Linked DNA regions of Homo sapiens: regions 1 and 2 are each linked to region 3. Evidence: chromatin loops called from intact Hi-C (ENCODE). Cell type or tissue: heart right ventricle. All regions are shown on one strand. Each heading gives the region's core, and the rest is flanking DNA. Links, peaks and the distances in the headings are about the cores only.

Region 1 (4,529 bases), core at 1,060-3,559, 570 kb after region 3:
TATTGAAGGAGTCTTTTTTATTGTGCCTTAGTTTCTTATATGCACGTTGCTGCCAAAGCCATCTCTTAATAAAAGGTTTGATGAATGTTACAACAGTAATTGAAATTTTTCCACTAAAAAAAAAAACAAAAAAAAAAACAGAATAAAGATCAGTTGTTTTACCTTGGCATTCAAAGACTTTTCTTTGACTCCCATGGTTCTCAAAGCGTGATCCTGGTCCACCACCATCAGCATCCCTTGGGAACGTGTTAGCACTGCAAATTCTCATTCCTCCCTAATTTTCTGAATCAGAAATTACGGAGGTGGAGCCCAGCAATCTGTTTTAACCAAACTTCCACATAATTCTAATTAATTTATGCTTTGAGAACCGCTGATCTAGTTTGTCCCTCTCATTTTGCAGGCAAAGAATTGAATTCTAGAGAGGTTAATTGACTTGTCCAGTCATACAGCTAGGTTCTGTTTTCTATTATTTATTTATTTATTTATTTTTATTTTATTCACTTTACCCCCCAGTATTCATAGTTTTCTTTCTAATACTCCATATTTGACTTGACTTTTTACAAGTTGTAATTACAAATAAGTCTAAGATGGGAAAGTTGTGGAAAACTTTATAGAGAACATGAGATTTGACTGAACAGTAAACATTAAGTAGAGAGAAAAGAAAGGGGTGTTCTAAGCAGTAGGGACCACAGTGAATAAAGGTAGAGATAGGTAGGTTTAAAAAAAAAAAAAAGTCCTGGGGACAGCCTGGGTGACAGAGCGAGACTCCGTCTCAAAAAAAAGAAAAAAAGAATATTCTTAAACTGAGACATTAAGTAACTGTTTTCTCTTTTGTGTGTTTTTTCTTTATTCAAATTTTCTAAGTGAACATACTTTTATAGTTCGGAAAGAATTAATGTGATACATACTTTGAAACTGGCAGGATTGTTGGAATAGTTTTATAGCCTCTCCTAATGACTACTGATACTTTAAAGGGAACAGTATTCATTTTTATCTGTGGTCAGCACTTGGCATTTGTGGATTTAACATTATCTTCTAAGCTTCTAGAACCATTCTAAATACCTGTCATGAGTAGTATTTTGTAATAGAAATCATTATTTCTACCTCATAAGAGTTTTTAGAAGATGAAATTGGATAACTTTTTTTAAGCCTCCAGGTGGAATTTGAAATACATTTTGAGTGGACCTTGGTAACTTTCAGTATCCCATCTCAATTATGATGATAGCTAATGTTGAGAGGTCATCTCTGCCAGGTACTGTTAAGTATTATCAGTCTTACTTAATCTTCACAGTAATTTTATAAGGTAAGCACCATGATTATCTCCATTTTATAGATGAACTGAAAATGAGTTGAGGAGCTTAAGTTAAAGAGGCTAAGGTACTTATGCAAGATAACAGGGTGGCTACTAAGCCAGGAATGTAACCAAGAGCCAGTTTTTTTTGAGCTTGTATCCTTAGTCATTGTGCTATACTGTCTCCACATACTACTATTTACAATACTAAAACATCTGAGGAGCTACCTATTAATAAAATAAAGGATCTGATTTAATATTTTGGTATTTTTATATATTTGAATAAAATATGACATGTAAAAGTATTATTATTATTTTTTTAATTCCTGGGCCAGGCACGGTGGCTCATGCCTGTAATCTCAGCACTGTGGGAGGCCGAGGCAGGTGGATCACGAGGTCAGAAGTTCGAGACCAGCCTGGCCAACGTGGTGAAGCCCCGTCTGTACTGAAAATACAAAGATTAGCTGGGCTTGGTGGTGAGTGCCTGTAATCCCAGCTACTAGGGAGGCTGAGGCAGGAGAATGGCTTGAACTCAGGAGGCGGAGGTTGCAGTCAGCCAAGATCGTGCCACTGCACTGTAGCCTGGGTGACAGAGCAAGACTCCATCTCAAAAAAAAAAAAAATTCTTCAAATTAAACATTTCCAAAAGGTTTATGTCCTGTTCCATGGTATTCTTTTATAGGCTAATATACTCCTAATAAATATATCCAATATTATTTAGCAAAATTAATTGTATAACAGAGATTAAGAGTAGGGGGCTCTGGAGCTTACCCATGTGATTTAAAATTCTGCCTCTGCTGCTTAATACTGTGTGACCTAGTGTGAGTTGCCTAACCTCTCTTTGCCTGGTTTCCTCATCAATAACATAGGAATAATAATATGTCCCTTATGAAGTTGATGCAAGGATTCAATGAGTTGATACACGTATAAAACACTTGAAACAGTAGTGCCTGTACATGTAGGTTTTCAGTAAGTGTTAGGTACACTGTTAGCAGTAGTGGCACTATTTATTTGAATTACTATCATTATTATCATCCATCATCATTTGTATTGATACAATAAAGTTTTAAAAGACACCCAAATTACTTAGTAGTGAAAAGTAAAAATAAAAACATCATATCTAGAGTCCATTGACTTAAAAATTATTTTGCTACCATTTATTGGCTTTCTAACCTTAAGCATTTCACTTAACTTTAATGGCCTGAACTGCCTGTCAGTAGAACAAATTAATACCTTTCTTGTCGGGTGATTACTTGATTTGTAAAAAACATTACTAGAAATCATGTTGCAGTACCACAAATTATAGTCAAAGTATGGGACTGGTAAAGAGCTGATGATGCTGAGCCCCCTCTCCATCCTTTTCTCTCTCTGGTGAGGTCCGTTTTTCTTCTTTCAATAAAATGGTTGCTGGCCAGACGCAGTGGCTCATACCTGTAATCCCAGCACTTTGGGAGGCCGAGGCAGGTGGATCACCTTAGGTCAGGAGTTCGAGACCACCCTGGCCAACATGGCGAAACCCCGTCTCTACTAAAAATACAAAAATTAGCCGGGTGTGGTGGCAGGTGCCTGTAATCCCAGCTATTCGGGAGGCTGAGGCAGGAGGATTGCTTGAAGCAGGTGTGGAGGTTGCAGTGAGCCAAGATAGTGCCATTGCACTCCAACCTGGGCAACAGAGCAAGACTCAGCCTCAAAAAAAAAAAAAAAAAAAATTGGTTGCTTGATACAGAGACTACTATTAGCATGGCCCCTGCCCAAGATAGACGCACAAATTTGTAAAGCATTCTGTATTAAAAAAAGTTGTTTCTTGTGTGAATTCACAAAGGAAAGGTTAAGGATTTAATGCTTATAAGAATATAGCCATATTTTCATTTTGCTTTTCATACTTCACTCTTGCTCTTAAACTCCTTGCCCATAAACTAAAGACATTTCTAGAAATTTCTAAATATTATGTGAAAATACATTAGGGACAGGCTAAATTGTTTTCTTTTAAACTGTGTGCGTATGACGATTTGTGTGTCCTGTTTTATACTTTTATAACACCTGTGTGTGTCCTTGGTATGGCACTTACTATATTGCTTTATTTGTTTACATATCTCACTCCCCTACTAGAACAGTTCCCTCAGTGATGGACCTTCATATTCACAATGACTAGCAAACAGATGAAAATTAATAGGCCAGGCGCGGTGGCTCACACCTGTAATCCCAGCACTTTGGGAAGCTGAGGTGGGTGGAGCATGAGGTCAGGAATTCGAGACCAGCCTGGCCAGCATAGTGAAACCCCATCTCTACTAAATACAAAAATTAGCCACGCGTGGTAAAAATACAAAATTAGTAGTCCCAGCTACTTGGGAGGCTGAGGCAGGAGAATCGCTTGAACCTGGCAGGCAGAGGTTGTGGTAAGCCGAGATCACACCACTGCACTCCAGCCTGTGCAACAGAATGAGACTCTGTCTCAAAAAAAGAAAAGAAAAGAAAAAATTAATAGCATTTAGTTAATAACGTCTGTGAGTCCAAGGTTAGGCTAAAGCTAGGTTTGACTTAATTTGGGGCTATGGTCATTCTGTTCTTGAATTAATGATATATTTGATAACTCTGGCCATATCAGTTTCTCCTTGGACATAAACACTACTTTTGAATTACATTGTCCAATTGAACTTGGATTGAACTTAAGTATTTTAAATCTTTGGAAGTTACTAACTTTAAAAAATTTTTTCTTGCTTGTTAAAATAGAAAATTATTGTATGTATTTTATGAATTTTGACTCTTAGGAAATATTGAACGTGAAAAACTAGGGGAACAAATATGAGAATGGAAGAAAACATTTTTAAATGTTCCATTCTGGGGAGAGACTATTTTACACTCCTTTTCCCAAAAGCAATGAGAGAAAATGTCTTGGGAGAACAGAACGTGATACATAACAGGAAAGAATTAAAATTTAAGCTATTCTCAAGAGACTTTAATCCTTGAATTAGTAGTTGTCAGTTGGAGATTTTCTTTTAATCAAACTAAAGTTATGAACTTTGGTCAATTCTGGGCCCACAGACATTTTTTACTTATTTTTTAAATTCATTTCAAATTCATGAATCTGTGGACATTTTCTATATAGAGTATTGTTAATTTTGACATCAACAGTTAATAGTCCACTTTACATCATATGGCTGCCTCTCAAAAATTGAATGGCACGTCTACCATGAAACAGTATTGTACCATATGTACATTATGATAGCTATGATAGCTA
Region 2 (4,529 bases), core at 1,060-3,559, 560 kb after region 3:
GTTCTTTCTTGGAAAAAACCTCTTAAGCTCTCATTTAGTGCCCGTTTACTCTTACTTTAAAAACAGACATGTCTCCTAAGCTTATTTTATCGGTTTATCAGAGAAGAGAGGATTTTATAGTTAGCCCATGGACAGCTAGAAACAGCAACATGACAGCAAGAAAGGGGGGAAAATCTATGAACTTTTCATGAGAATCTCAAACTAAGCATTTAGGATAACTTATTCTAGAAAATAGCTTGGTACTGATAAATGGGGCCTCAATCTCAGGTCTCATCCTAGCACAAAAAAATAGACTATTTCATGATCCTAATGATTATCTTATAATATGAAAGTATTAATATTATTTTAAGAATATCCTTGTCTTAAAAGACAACATAATTGGGTTTGGAAATATTTTTAATCAAAATGATTAAAGTTAAAATTCTGTTTCAGTGCTTGAAGGGTGTAAACCCCCCAGCTACCTTGAAAGCGTAACTGTGAAAACACTTTGAGGGCTGCAAATAAGAAAGACAAGAGTAAAGCTTCAGCTGTTTGTATACAAGGGATTGGAAGAGAATCTTTCTTGAGGTCTCATCCATTTATGGAAATATACTCTTTTTGTGTATGTATGTAAATCATCTAGAGCCTGTTACTTTTAAATCTTTGCCAAGTTTTTCCCAACCTCTCTTCACAGCACCAATCGGTGAAATTAGTTTAATCTTTTTTTAAAAAATCCTCCAAGACATCTGAAATTGAATTCAGTCTTAACTCCAATATCATGATAAAAGCGAACCATTGACTTTGGCACAAGTTCTCTAAATCCTTAATTTTTTTTCATTTTTTATTTTTGTATTTTAATATTTTGAACTCTGGATGATCTTCAGATTAGTTGGGTACATTTTATTGTAGTGTTTCTGCTTATACATCGCATCCTAGAATCAAGAAAGGAAATACGTATCTCTGAAGAGTGGCTTTAAATTACCTGTATTGCTCATTAGTTCTGTTAGTGCCATTAAGAGTTGAAGTAAATGTTGATATGAATTCCTTTAATTTTATAGCTATTAATACTTTTTCTTTTCTTTTCTTTTCTTTTTTTTTTTTTTTTTGGAGACAGAGTTTTGCTCAGTCGCCCAGGCTGGAGTGCAGAGTGGCGCGATCTCTGCTCACTGCGACCTCCGCCTCCCGGATTCAAGCCATTCTCCTGCCTCAGCCTCCTGAGTAGCTGGGATTACAGGCGCGGGCTACCACGCCCAGCTAATTTTTGTATTTTTAGTAGAGACGGGGTTTCACCATGTTGACCTGGTCTTGAACTCCTGACCTCGTGATCCAACCGTCTTGGCCTCCCAAGGTGCTGGCATTACAGGCATAAGCCACTGCGCCCGACCCTTTTTCTAGATAAGTCAGTTCAGGTTTTTGCATTTGTATTATGTTTTTCATTTTTCTTTTCTTTTTTTTTTTTTTTTTTTGAGGCAGAGTCTCACTCTGTTGCCCAGGCTGGAGAGCAATGACATGATTTCAGCTCACTGCAACCTCTGCCTCCCAGGTTCAGGGGATTCTCCTGCCTCAGCCTCCTGAATAGCTGGAATTACAGGCATGTGCTACCATGCCCAGCTAATTTTTGTATTTTTAGTAGAGACGGGGATACACCATGATGGCCAGGTTGGTCTTGAGCTCGTGACTTCAGGTGATCTGCCCACCTTGGCCTCCCAAAGTGCTGGGATTACAGGCGTGAGTCACCACGCCTGGCCTGTATTATGTTTTTCATTAAGTACTCATGCTTTAGAACATTGTTATTGACATCAGTCTGTAGATTTACTACATGAAAACTTGGATAAGTGGGCTGGGCACGGTGGCTCACGCCTGTAATCCCAGCACTTTGGGAGGCCGAGGTGGGTGGACCACCTGAGGTCAGGAGCTCAAGACCAGCCTGGCCAACATGGCGAAACCTTGGGAGACAGAGGTTGCAGTGAACTGAGATCACGCCACTGCACTCCAGCCTGAGCAACAGAGTGAGGCTCCGCCTCAAAAAAATAAAAATAAAACTTGGATAATTTGTATTTTTTTTTCTAGTTTACGCTCTTTTATAGTGACCCAAGGCAATGATTTTTTTAAAAAGATATTTTGGCGCCATCTGCTGTTCTTTAATGCGATATTTCATCTACTTTGGTAAAGATTTGAAATATATGTATGTGTGTGTGTATATATATATATTTGCCCATATAAAGGACAAAATAATGGCGATTTTTAAAAGTCTGCTGCGTCTGCCTTATGATTCTTGTATTTCCAGCTGCAAAGGCTGTCTTGTAATTTTGATGGTAAGAAACAGGCTTGCCTAAAAAATATTTCTGTAGTCCTGCGTCTGCCAGTTTTGTATATTCATTCAATGACTTTGAGTTCCTGAAGACTTCCTTCTCGAGTTTACTGTGACTTCTCGTGACAAAGCTCCTGAGTTAGCTTTGCTCATTTGTTAATGTCCCTTCTCTCTGAACATGTAGTTTTTCATGTTTCATGGTCTGTCCTTATCTTACCCCTAAACCACATCCCTATCCCTGCTATGAAATCTACCCCCCATGATTATTTTTATTGATTTTCTAAGCTTCTATGTAGATCAGTTGTACTGCAGATACAGCATCTTATTTTATATTTGTAGTCTTTACTTGTCTCACATGATCTGGTTGCATATATAGTATAGCTATATGTATGTCTGTATGAGACCATAAAATTTCTGGCCAGGTGTGGTGGCTCACGACTATAATCCCAACACTTTGGGAGGCTGAGGCAGGAGGATCACTTGAAGCCAAGAGTTTGAGACCAGCCTGGGCAACAAAACAAAACCCTGTCTCTGCTGATTTAAAAAAAAAAATACCTTCTTGCTCATTAATGGCTGTGTATATCTTTTCTCTCCAAACAAATGGTGTGTTGTTTGTTTATGGGGCAGTTTGTATACTGATTTTATAATCTCTAGTAAATCCACATGCACTGTTAGGTATGCAGACTTGGAAATCTGGTGCCCTAATTAAAAGAATTGTGTGCAAAGTAAAGATCCTGAGTGGTGAACTTTGACTAAAGTAGATGAGTTTCTGTGCATAAATAGTGTAATGTCTATATTGGCTGCTCAGAGTTTATCCCATTATCACATTTAAACATTGTCTATTGATTTCTGCTGTGATGGTCTACATACAACATTCTTACCATCCAACTCATCCCAGTATAGCTTTAAATCATATACTTAAAGCTTAATTTTATGTTTCTTCAACTTGGATAATATCTGTAGACTCCGTCCTTTGTATTACGACATTCGTGGTTCTTGCCTTTTACATTGTACTGTTTCAGTTCTACATTTTCATTATCACAGTTGATAATATAATTATCCTATTGTTAGTGAAGTTTTCTTCATTGATTTATATGTAGGTTGATTGTTGAAGTTAAAAAGTAAATGTTCACCTTACGAATATGGACATTTTACCTCTATAGTGCTGAATATGTGCTAAAATTATGTTTTGTTCTCCACTAACTGATACAACTGTCCGTAGGCCACTCAAAAGATTATTTCTAGCTGTTTTGATGGATTCTTTTTTACATACCACTTACAGCCTTTTATGTCCTCAAGTTTTTCCAAGTTTCCTACTATCTAATCTATAACTTTTTTTCAAGGACATTTCATTCCCAGAGCCCTCTTCCAATGTATACTGGTTTCTTTGGACCTATTTTATACCCTTTATCATGGGATTCCTTCTCTTTGTTGCTTTCCTGAGATAGTCCATTAATTGCTGCATACCGTGTCTTCCTCTTTTGGTGTTTACACCTTAGTTTTGCTGAAATATGTCTTCAAGTAATTTCTTAAGAAAGATTGTGGAGAAGATTAACTTTATAAGTCTCTGTGTGTCTGGAAATCTATTTAATCTATCTTTATGCTTGTTTGGTGGTTTGGTGAGATTTGGCTTGTTTTGAGATCCACATATCACTGTGTCCTTTGTTGTACTTGCATTTTCTGAGTTAAAAGCTTCTCTGAGGTTTTTGTTTGTTTTTCATCTTTAGAGACGGTATTCCACTTGGTTGCCTAGGCTTGGAGTGCATAATGTAATGATAGCACGCTGCAGCCTCGAACTCTTAGGCTCAAGTGATCCTCCTGCCTCAGCCTCCTGAGTAGCTGGAACTGCACGTGTGCACCCCCATGCCTGGCTTTTGCTCAGGTTTTGAATGAACTTGATATCTCTGTCTTCTGTTGTAGGCTCATCTATATCTTACCAGGCAATACAGCTTTTTCTACTTTGCTTCACCAGGCAACATTCCTTTTTTTTTTTTTGAACTGTTTGAGATGGAGTTTCGCTCTTGTTGCCCAGGCTGGAGTGCCATGGCACAATCTTGGCTCACTGGAACCTCTGCCTCCCAGGTTCAAGCAATTCTCCTGCCTCAGCCTCCCAAGTAGCTGTGATTATAGGCATGCACCACCATGCCTGGCTGATTTTGTATTTTTAGTAAAGATGGGTTTTACCATGTTGGTCAGGCTGGTCTCGAACTCCTGACTTCAGGTGATCAGCCCACTCTGG
Region 3 (8,443 bases), core at 2,578-5,077:
TCCCAGGAACCAGTGAGACAAAATTCATCTATTAGGCCCCTTGAGGCCTCATAGTGTCTGGGTCTAATTCATCTTTGTTTTACCAGTGAAGTGAATGCTCAGTAAATGTCTACTCAATAAAACGAATCCATGATTTCCTCAAGGGGAAAAGTTAAATCTAACTTGATTAAAGCCCTCTAGACTGCACAATGACTAGTACTTTTATCTTCTCAATAACTTATCACAAACATTAATTCAATTTAATTATTAATTTAAATCGATAAGAAATGTTCCCTAAATGTTAGTAGTTATTATCATTACAATTATAACTGTTTAGCCCAGAGTGGATCCAAGTCCATTGATATGTCAATGTTTTTCTATATTATGTATCTTTTTCTTAAAGCAAGATGAGGGAGCTCTCATACTTACATTTTGAATAATACTTCATTATGAGAGCTTTTCTTGTCTTAGCTTTTAGAAAGTTTCTAACAATCAGCCAGATTAAAACTTTTCACTAGCAACTAAAATTGCTAGTGAATTAAAACTGCTAGTGACACATGCAATTACAGACAAATAGTTACACATTTTCCCGCCTTTGCCAAATGACAATGACGGAAAGTTGATAAAGGAAGCTTCTTTACAGAAGAATTCCAGATAATAAATGTAGAGAGATGACAGAATTTCAAAAGCCACTATTTTGTAATCCTTAACAAAGGAATTTATTCAAGGTAAAGATCATCTGAAGCCAAAAGATGAGAGGTTGATGGAGGATACAGTGAGGAATCAGGCCTCCACTCCTTAGATCTACTGATCAGTCTTATTGTCTTAACTGCAAGTGGGGCAAGCATGCCACTTACGTGCTTTCTAATGAGATGCAGGATAAACAATATAGCATCACTTCTGAGTCATTCTTGCCATAGTGACTAACGTGTGTCTTCTCCAGGTTTTATTTTTTTATTTTGAGACAGCGTCTGACTCCATCACCCAGGCTAGAATGCAGTGATGTGATCTCAGCTGGCTGCAACCTCTGCCTCCCTCCTCCAGGTTTTAGATCCAACTTTCAGTTTATAAAAACTCCAGCATTTTCCTTCAGAATTTTGACTAGGCTCAGTGGCTCATGCCTGTAATCCAGCACTTTGGAAGGCTGAGGCAGGAGAATCGCTTGAAGCCAGGAGTTCAAGGCCAATCTGGACAACATAGGGAGACCCCATCTCTACAAAAGATAACCTTTTTCTAATGCTTAGCTGGGCATGGTGGCATACACCTGTAGTTCTAGCTACTTGGGAGGCTAAGGTAGGAGGTTGGCTTGAGCTGAGGAGTTTAAACCTGCCAGTAAGCTGTGATTGTACCACTGCATTCCAGCCTGGGTGACGGAGTGAGATCATGTCTCCAAAAAAAAAAAAAAAAACAACAACAAACAAAATCTAGAAATCAGAGCAGGGACCAGGTAAGTGATACCACAAGGAAGCTGACGGGTATGTGCAGAATATTGAACTATTGGACAACTGAACAAAAAGGGAGACCAAGAAGTGCTTTAGATGAGACAAGTTTTTCCTCATAAAGCTAAACATAAGTGTACACTCTGAAAACATATGTCCATAAAAAGATTTATGCAAAAATATTTATAGCAGCTTTATTCATAATAGCCTAAATTGGAAACAATCTAGATGCTCAGTAAGAGGAGAGTGCATAAACAAATTGTAGTAAATGCGAGCAATGGAATGCAACTCAGTAAAGACACAGATGAACCTCAAGAATATCATGCTGAGCACAAACAGCCATACTCAAAAAGACTACACACTGCAAGCGTGCATTTTATATAAAATTCTAGAACAGGCAAAACTTATCCATGGTGAAAGAAATCAGATAAGCGGTTTGGGGGTGAGGACACAGTTCGCTGCCAAAGCACAGGTGGTAACTTTCTGAGGTGATGGGAATGTTCACTATCTTGATGAGGGTGTGGGTTACCAGGTGTGAGCATTTGTCAACACTCATTAAATTGTATGCTTAATACCTGTGCGTTTCACTATATGTAAGGATAAGTCAGTTAGGGAGGAAGGGGAGGACAAGGAATGGGAGGTGGAGAGAGAGAGAAGGGGAGGGAGGGAGAGAGAGGAGAAAGAGAGAGATAGAGAGACCTAACAACCAGACAACTGCAATAAGTTTTCAAGAAAGCCTAAATGTAGACTGTTTGTATGGTCATTTAGATCAGGGGTGTCCAATCTTTTGGCTTCCCTGGGCCACAGTGGAAGAAGAATTCTTTTACTACACATAAAATACACTAATACTAACGATAGCTGATGAGCTGATAAAGGAAAAATCACACCAAAAAATCTCATGATGTTTTAAGAAAGCTTACGAATTTGCGTTGTGCTGCATTCAAAGCCGTCCTGGGCTGCATGTGGCTCGCAGGCCACGGGTTGAACGAGCTTGATTTAGATGACTCCAAGGAATTATAAAATGTTCTTTTTTTTTTTTTTTTTTGAGACGGAGTCTTGCACTTTCGCCCAGGCTGGAGTGCAGTGGCCGGTCTCAGCTCACTGCAAGCTCCGCCTCCTTGGTCCTCGCCATTCTGCCTCAGCCTCCCAAGTAACTGGGACTACAGGCGCCCGCCACCACGCCCGGCTAATTTTTTGTATTTTTAGTAGAGGCGGGGTTTCACCGTGTTAGCCAGGATGGTCTCGATCTCTTGACCTCGTGATCCACCCCCGTCGGGCTCCCGAAGTGCTGGGATTACAGGCGTGAGCCACGGCGCCCAGCCTACATAATGTTTTTGATGAAATAAGGGCGTGTGGCTATGTAAGAACATGCCAGCCGGGTGCGGTGGTTCACGCCTGTAATCCCAGCGCTTTGGGAGGCCGAGGTGAGCAGATCACTTGAGGTCAGGAGCTCAAGACCAGCCTGGCCAACATGGAGAAATTCTGTCTCTACTAAAAATACAAAAATTAGCCGGGCATGCACCTGTAGTCCCAGCTACTTAGAAGACTGAGGCGGGAGAATCGCTTGAACCTGGGAGGCGGAGGTTGCAGTGAGTCGAAATCGCGCCACTGCACTGCAGCCTGGGGGACAAGAGTGAAACTCCATCTCAAAATAAAATAAAATAAAATAAAATCGGATACATAAAGCAAGAGTGACAAAAACTTGATATTCCAGAACTTGGGTGGTAGGTATGTGGGGATTTATAGTTCTTTTCACTGTTTTGTGTATATTTGAAAAATTTCAAAATAAAAAGAGAGGCTGCCTTAGGTAAACAAAGACAGTATATAATACCCACAGTGTCAAAGCAGAAAGTATATGGACGCTCTCAAAAGTTATTTCTCTTATCAGACCAACTCTCCCTGCTTTCTTCCTGCCTTGGCTGATGATTTACCTTTTATTAAAATTCTCACATTCCAATACCTTGATTACTAATGGTTATATTAATCACTTTTATTTCATATTTCAATCAACAGATCAACATTTATTATTAGCCATGAATATGTGCCGCTGAGAACGTCCGGAAACCTCCTCCTCCTCCCGTTCTCCGTTCCACCCAGAGGAGTCGCTCCCCAGAACGGTCCTTTCTGCCTGGTAGAACCTCGTATCACCACCAGGGGGCGTGCCATCACTGAATTTGCTCCGCGGCTGCTTCAGGAAAGATAAAATCAGCCCCGCAGTCTGAGTAACTGGTTACCAGGGTTTCGGCGCACCCAGGACCGGTGTTTGTCATTGTTTAGGCACGTCTCTGGTGACTTCATTCCACTATACCCAAGTCTTTTTGGGGAAACAATTACCCTATTTGAACAGAACAAGTAAGGCAAATTGGTAACTGGAAGATGACTAGGTGCTTCTACAGGATGTGTTGGGACATCCTGTCTTCCCCTGGGGCTTAGCTTTGGGTGTGGACCCTTCCTTCTCACTTGATGGTTGGGAAAGGATACCCCCCTCTCTGCAGGGGCACAGCCCCTTCTTTGTCCTGGATAGGCCTGGCTAGCAGAGCAGGAGTGAGCTGGCCCGTGTGGACAGGGGCGTCACTGGGGACAGACGAGGGGCCTCGACCTTCAGAAGCCTCTGTGGCAGGGAAGACCCCGAAGATGGCGGGACCGCTCTAAACTGCCAGGCGCTCTGCAGGCTCGGGCGCCCATTCTCTTGCACACCCCTGGGCCTCCCGTTCCCTCTGGCCATGCACTGAGTGCCTGCTGGGCTCCAGGCCACCTTCCTGCTCCGTGAGCCAGGGCTTTAGAGGACACAGGGCTTGAGCGGGAGGATGAGAGAGGGAGGGCTTCTCTCAATCGCAGATCTGATCCTGCCACTTCCCGCTCAAGAAAATCCTTTAGAGGGGGCAGCTTCGGATGGCTCCCTGTGGCCTCCAGTAAAAAGCAGAAGCCCTGTCATGGCCTAGGGGCCTGCACAATCAGCCCCTCCCTCCTCGGTGCCACTCTGCGCTGCCCGTGTTCACTGCCCTCCAGCCCGGGCGGCCTCTCGGTCCCCACTGCCCTGTGCTCACCGAGATGCTGTTGGCTCTGCCTGAAGAGTTCCTCTCCTGGACCCCTCCGTGCTCCCAGCCAAAGGCCTCCCCTCAGGCATTCTTCCTGCATCCTGAGCTTTTCCTTGGAAGCTTCTGCCACAACCATAACCCCATGCTTCCGACTCCCCCACTAGACTCTGAGCAACACAGAAACAACAGCATTTCCATAAAACCTTTTGAAAAACTGAAAATACTCTACGCATCCATCACGACCTCAAGCAGTGAACCAGGTAGCTGAGGCTTTGCTTTCCAAGAAGACTCCAAGGAAAGTGGCACAAAGAGAAAGAAAGTATTTGGGAATGAGAACCCTTCCTGAAGCCTTGGCATCACACCACGGTCAGCAGTCTTCTTTCCCTGTGTGTAAAGCTGACCCTAGCCAGGGATCAAGGGAGATCAGAGCTTATGAAAGGCAGGAGTAACGGCTGAGCAGAGAAGTGGCAGGAGCATGATAGTCATAACCAGACTGCTCAGAGCATAGAGTCCAGAAGCACCCCTTTTGCCTCCCTCTATGATATCTCCCAGTCCCTCCCTGCTCTAGGCCTTCCTAGCAGAGCTATCACCAAAGGGGGCCTCTGGAGGAGAAAAGGAATCAATGTGAAAAATTAAATTCTGGCTACTGTTCCTCTATACATTCATATGTTCATTTAATAGACCAATGGGGTGGTGCATGTGCCAGGCACTGGGATAGGTGCTGGAGATGGCTTTGAAGAGCTCAGACATAGCCAGCTGATGGGGGAGGCCATTAGTAAGAAAATCATTATGGTGCAACAGAAGCACTTTAGCAGCTTCATGTACAAAGAGGACTCCACTAACATAGAGGGACAAAAGCCTGGACCTTCTGGGGATGGAGAGGAGGAAGGCAGGAAGGTGCTAAGTTTAGGGAAGATATACAGAGCAGGTGGGCATTTGAAGATCAGGTTAGCCGGTCAGCCAATAAATGCTTACTGAGTGCCTTCTGGGTGCCAGGCACCCTTATAGGTGCTGGAATGCATCAGGGAAGAAAACAGGCCCTGCCCTCATGGAGGTGGTATTCTAGTGGGGTGGCGGGGAGGGATGCCGCGCATAAATATGAATAAAAAATAGAATAAGTAAGTGCATTCTATAGCGGGTTAGAATGCTGTGGGGAAAATAGAACAGTGTAAGGAGGTCAGGAGAGTTGGAGAGGGGTTTAGCATTTTTGGGGAGGTGGTCAGGTAAGCCTCAAGGAGAAGGTGACATTTGAGCAAGAACTTACCATAAGAGAAGGAATAAGCAGAGCCCAGGTATGGTTACCTGGGGGAAGTGATCCAGACATGGGGAGCAGCCAGGGCAAAAATCCCTGACGCTACAATGTGCTGGCATGTTTGAAGAGCAGCAAGGTCAGTGTGACTGGAGCAGAGGGCAAGGAAGGAGGAGAGAAGGTCAGATTGCAGAGGGCCTTGTGGGGAGTTTTAAAGACCTGGACTTTGACTCTGAGAGAAATGTACCATCATAGGAGCAGCGGTATGCTGGCCAACTAGGTCTCAGAAAAATAAAAATAAAAAGCCCTGGTTTGTAGCATTTGCCAATTTCTGTGGTAAATCTCCCACCTTGGCCTATTTCAAGCCATGAGTGTGGCATTCCTGACCACAGATAGGGGAGAGATGTGCAGGATTGGCCCTCACTAACTAATGCTTGCCATTCCAGCCCACCTCTGCTTTGGAGAATTCTGAGCAGAGATATGACATGATCTGACTGTGTTGCAAGGAGGTCACTCTGGCTGCTGTGTTGAGAGCATACAGGGGGCCAGGGAAGCAAGGGCAGAAGCAGGGAACATTTAGGAAGCTCTTGCAGTGATTCAGGTAAGAGAGGACATGTTCAGAGATTAGGTATTCACTACCAATATGGTGACTCAAAGGCAGATTCTAGGTGTTTTCTGAAGGCAGCATATAGAAGCCCACCTGGATGTCTTGGCAGACAGGATGTGGGTTATGAGAGGAGAGCAATTCAGGGTGGCTCTAAGCTTTGATAGAAGTTTTAGGGGGAATGGGAGGAAAGGCATTCTAGGCATAGGGTACAGCATGTGAAAAGCCACACACATAAGCATACATTCTATTTGGGGACAGAAATGAGGAGTGTGGCTGTTGAACCAGTTATGTGAGCAGAGGGAGCAGATAGGGCTGGTAAAGAGGGTCCTGTTCAGGTGTACCCCAGACAGGAGCCAGAACTTCCAGGCAGTTTTGAAGATATTCCTCCTCCAGGACCGGGAGGAAAATTCTTTTTTTTCTTTTTTTGAGATAGGGTCTTACTTTGCTGCCCAGACTGGAATGCAATGGCATGATCATGGCTCACTGCAGCCTCCACATCCTGGGCTCAAGTGATCCTCTTACCTCAGCCTTCTGAGTAGGTGGGATGACAGGCATGCACCACCATGTCTGGCTACTTTTTAATTTTTTTGTGGAGATGGGGTTTCGCCATATTTCCCAGGCTGGTCTTGAACTCCTGAGCTCAAGTGATCCACCTGCCTCGGCCTCCCAAAGTGCTGGGATTACAGGCATGAGCCACCGCACCTGGCCCCACAGAGTCTTTCTGCACAGCACTTGCAATTGTATTCCAGGTGGATCTTGAACTTCAAACCCCATCTATGCCACAGAATAGTTATTACTTACTCAGATGCAGTCTTGGGATGTTTTTCCTACTTAGATGTTTTGTTTTCCCAGTTAGCCTGGTAGTGTGTGTTCAGGGGCTGACCTAGCCAGGGCTGAACTCACAGAGGCTCTCAGGGATATTTATTGTATTCAGATGACCCAGGCTCCAAAAAAGCAAAGAATAGATATTCAATGTTCACGCTCAGGGTCTGAAGGGGGTATCCATCTGTCTCCACCAAAGATGGAATTCCTTTAAAAGGACCATAAGTGTGTGTGTGTGTGTGTGTGTGTGTGTGTGTGTGTGTGTGTGTCTTTGTAGGTATGTCTGTTTTTGAGGATTAAACATATTAATAACAACTCTCATTTATTAGATGCCTACTGGGCACCAAGAACTTGATATTCTTATTGAAGCCTCACAACAACAACAGTGCAGTGAGGAATGTAATTATGGAATCTCTGATTAACAAGCTGGTCATTAGAATGACATGTGACTCCCTGATTCATTTTATCTTTGGAGATATTTGATGATTCTTACAGCTTATTTATTTGCAAAATAAATTTTATGAATTTATCCCCCTTACAGTTTTTATGAGCTTGCAAGTGTCTGTAATTCAAACCCAACTATGCATGATAACTAAGATTAATTTAAAAAAATACAAATGCATGTCTGCTTTCAAATGTTTGTAATGAATGGTAATATTAATAGATGGATAGCTCTAAGCCAAATGATTTTACTAAAAGAAAATGCTCATTTGAATAACTGCTAGATCATGAAGAATAAATCTTGAGCTAAAAGCAAAATAATGATAATAATGTCAGTTACAAATGTGTATTCTATGTGCTTTGGTAATTTGTCCTAAACTTACCCTTAGGAACACAAGTCACAAAATGCTTCTGTTGCTATGTTGATGCTCAGGATTGTAGAGAGACTTGCTCTGTCCTTGACTCCCTTCATCTACCTCTTGCCACACAGAGAAAGTCACACAAGAAATACAGCTGTCTCCATCCTCCACGTGGCATGAGCTGGGGCCAGGGCTCTTTGCAGTTCAGGTGGAAATCCCCAGGAAACAGCCCTCATAGACCAACTCTAAGCCAGGGTCAAATGAAGATGAGTCCTTCAAAAACAGTTGCTATTCCACAGTGCTGCTTGTGTGTACTGAGGGGGTTGCGATTGCATTGCTGACTGACCCTCACTTCCTTTCTGGACCTGAGAGCATTTCACAACAACAAAGGGTTTTCTAAGATAAAGATTCCAAAAAGCTGGAAAAGAGCCTCTGGCAGTCATGGGGTCGGTCATCAGATGAGCACTTCACTCAAAGTGTCCTTAGAAATAGTGACACTTCTGTTGATG

The links. A loop is a pair of places that touch in the nucleus more often than their neighbours do. Peaks named below come from ENCODE experiments on the same cell type or tissue, not always from the same donor. Only the 100,000 strongest peaks of a DNase experiment are listed, where the experiment ranks them.
Region 1: it touches region 3 in a loop (4-fold over the local background); 45 of 110 quality-filtered maps call a loop at or near these places.
Region 2: it touches region 3 in a loop (5-fold over the local background); 45 of 110 quality-filtered maps call a loop at or near these places.

What each region holds. Positions count from the first base shown.
Region 1 is chr2:47,850,461-47,854,989 of GRCh38, reverse strand. All of the region lies in intron 1 of FBXO11 (F-box protein 11), which reads left to right. Among named protein-coding and RNA genes, the nearest start is that of FBXO11, 54 kb to the left of the region's middle. In heart right ventricle, for the core only: no CTCF peak of the experiment used is centred there; no DNase peak of the experiment used is centred there.
Region 2 is chr2:47,855,598-47,860,126 of GRCh38, reverse strand. All of the region lies in intron 1 of FBXO11 (F-box protein 11), which reads left to right. Among named protein-coding and RNA genes, the nearest start is that of FBXO11, 49 kb to the left of the region's middle. In heart right ventricle, for the core only: a CTCF peak has its summit at 2,100 (motif pointing left); a DNase peak (open chromatin) is centred at 1,866.
Region 3 is chr2:48,416,045-48,424,487 of GRCh38, reverse strand. No RefSeq gene overlaps it. Among named protein-coding and RNA genes, the nearest start is that of PPP1R21, 20 kb to the left of the region's middle. In heart right ventricle, for the core only: a CTCF peak has its summit at 3,555 (motif pointing right); a DNase peak (open chromatin) is centred at 3,577; H3K4me3 peaks cover 942 bases; H3K27ac peaks cover 915 bases.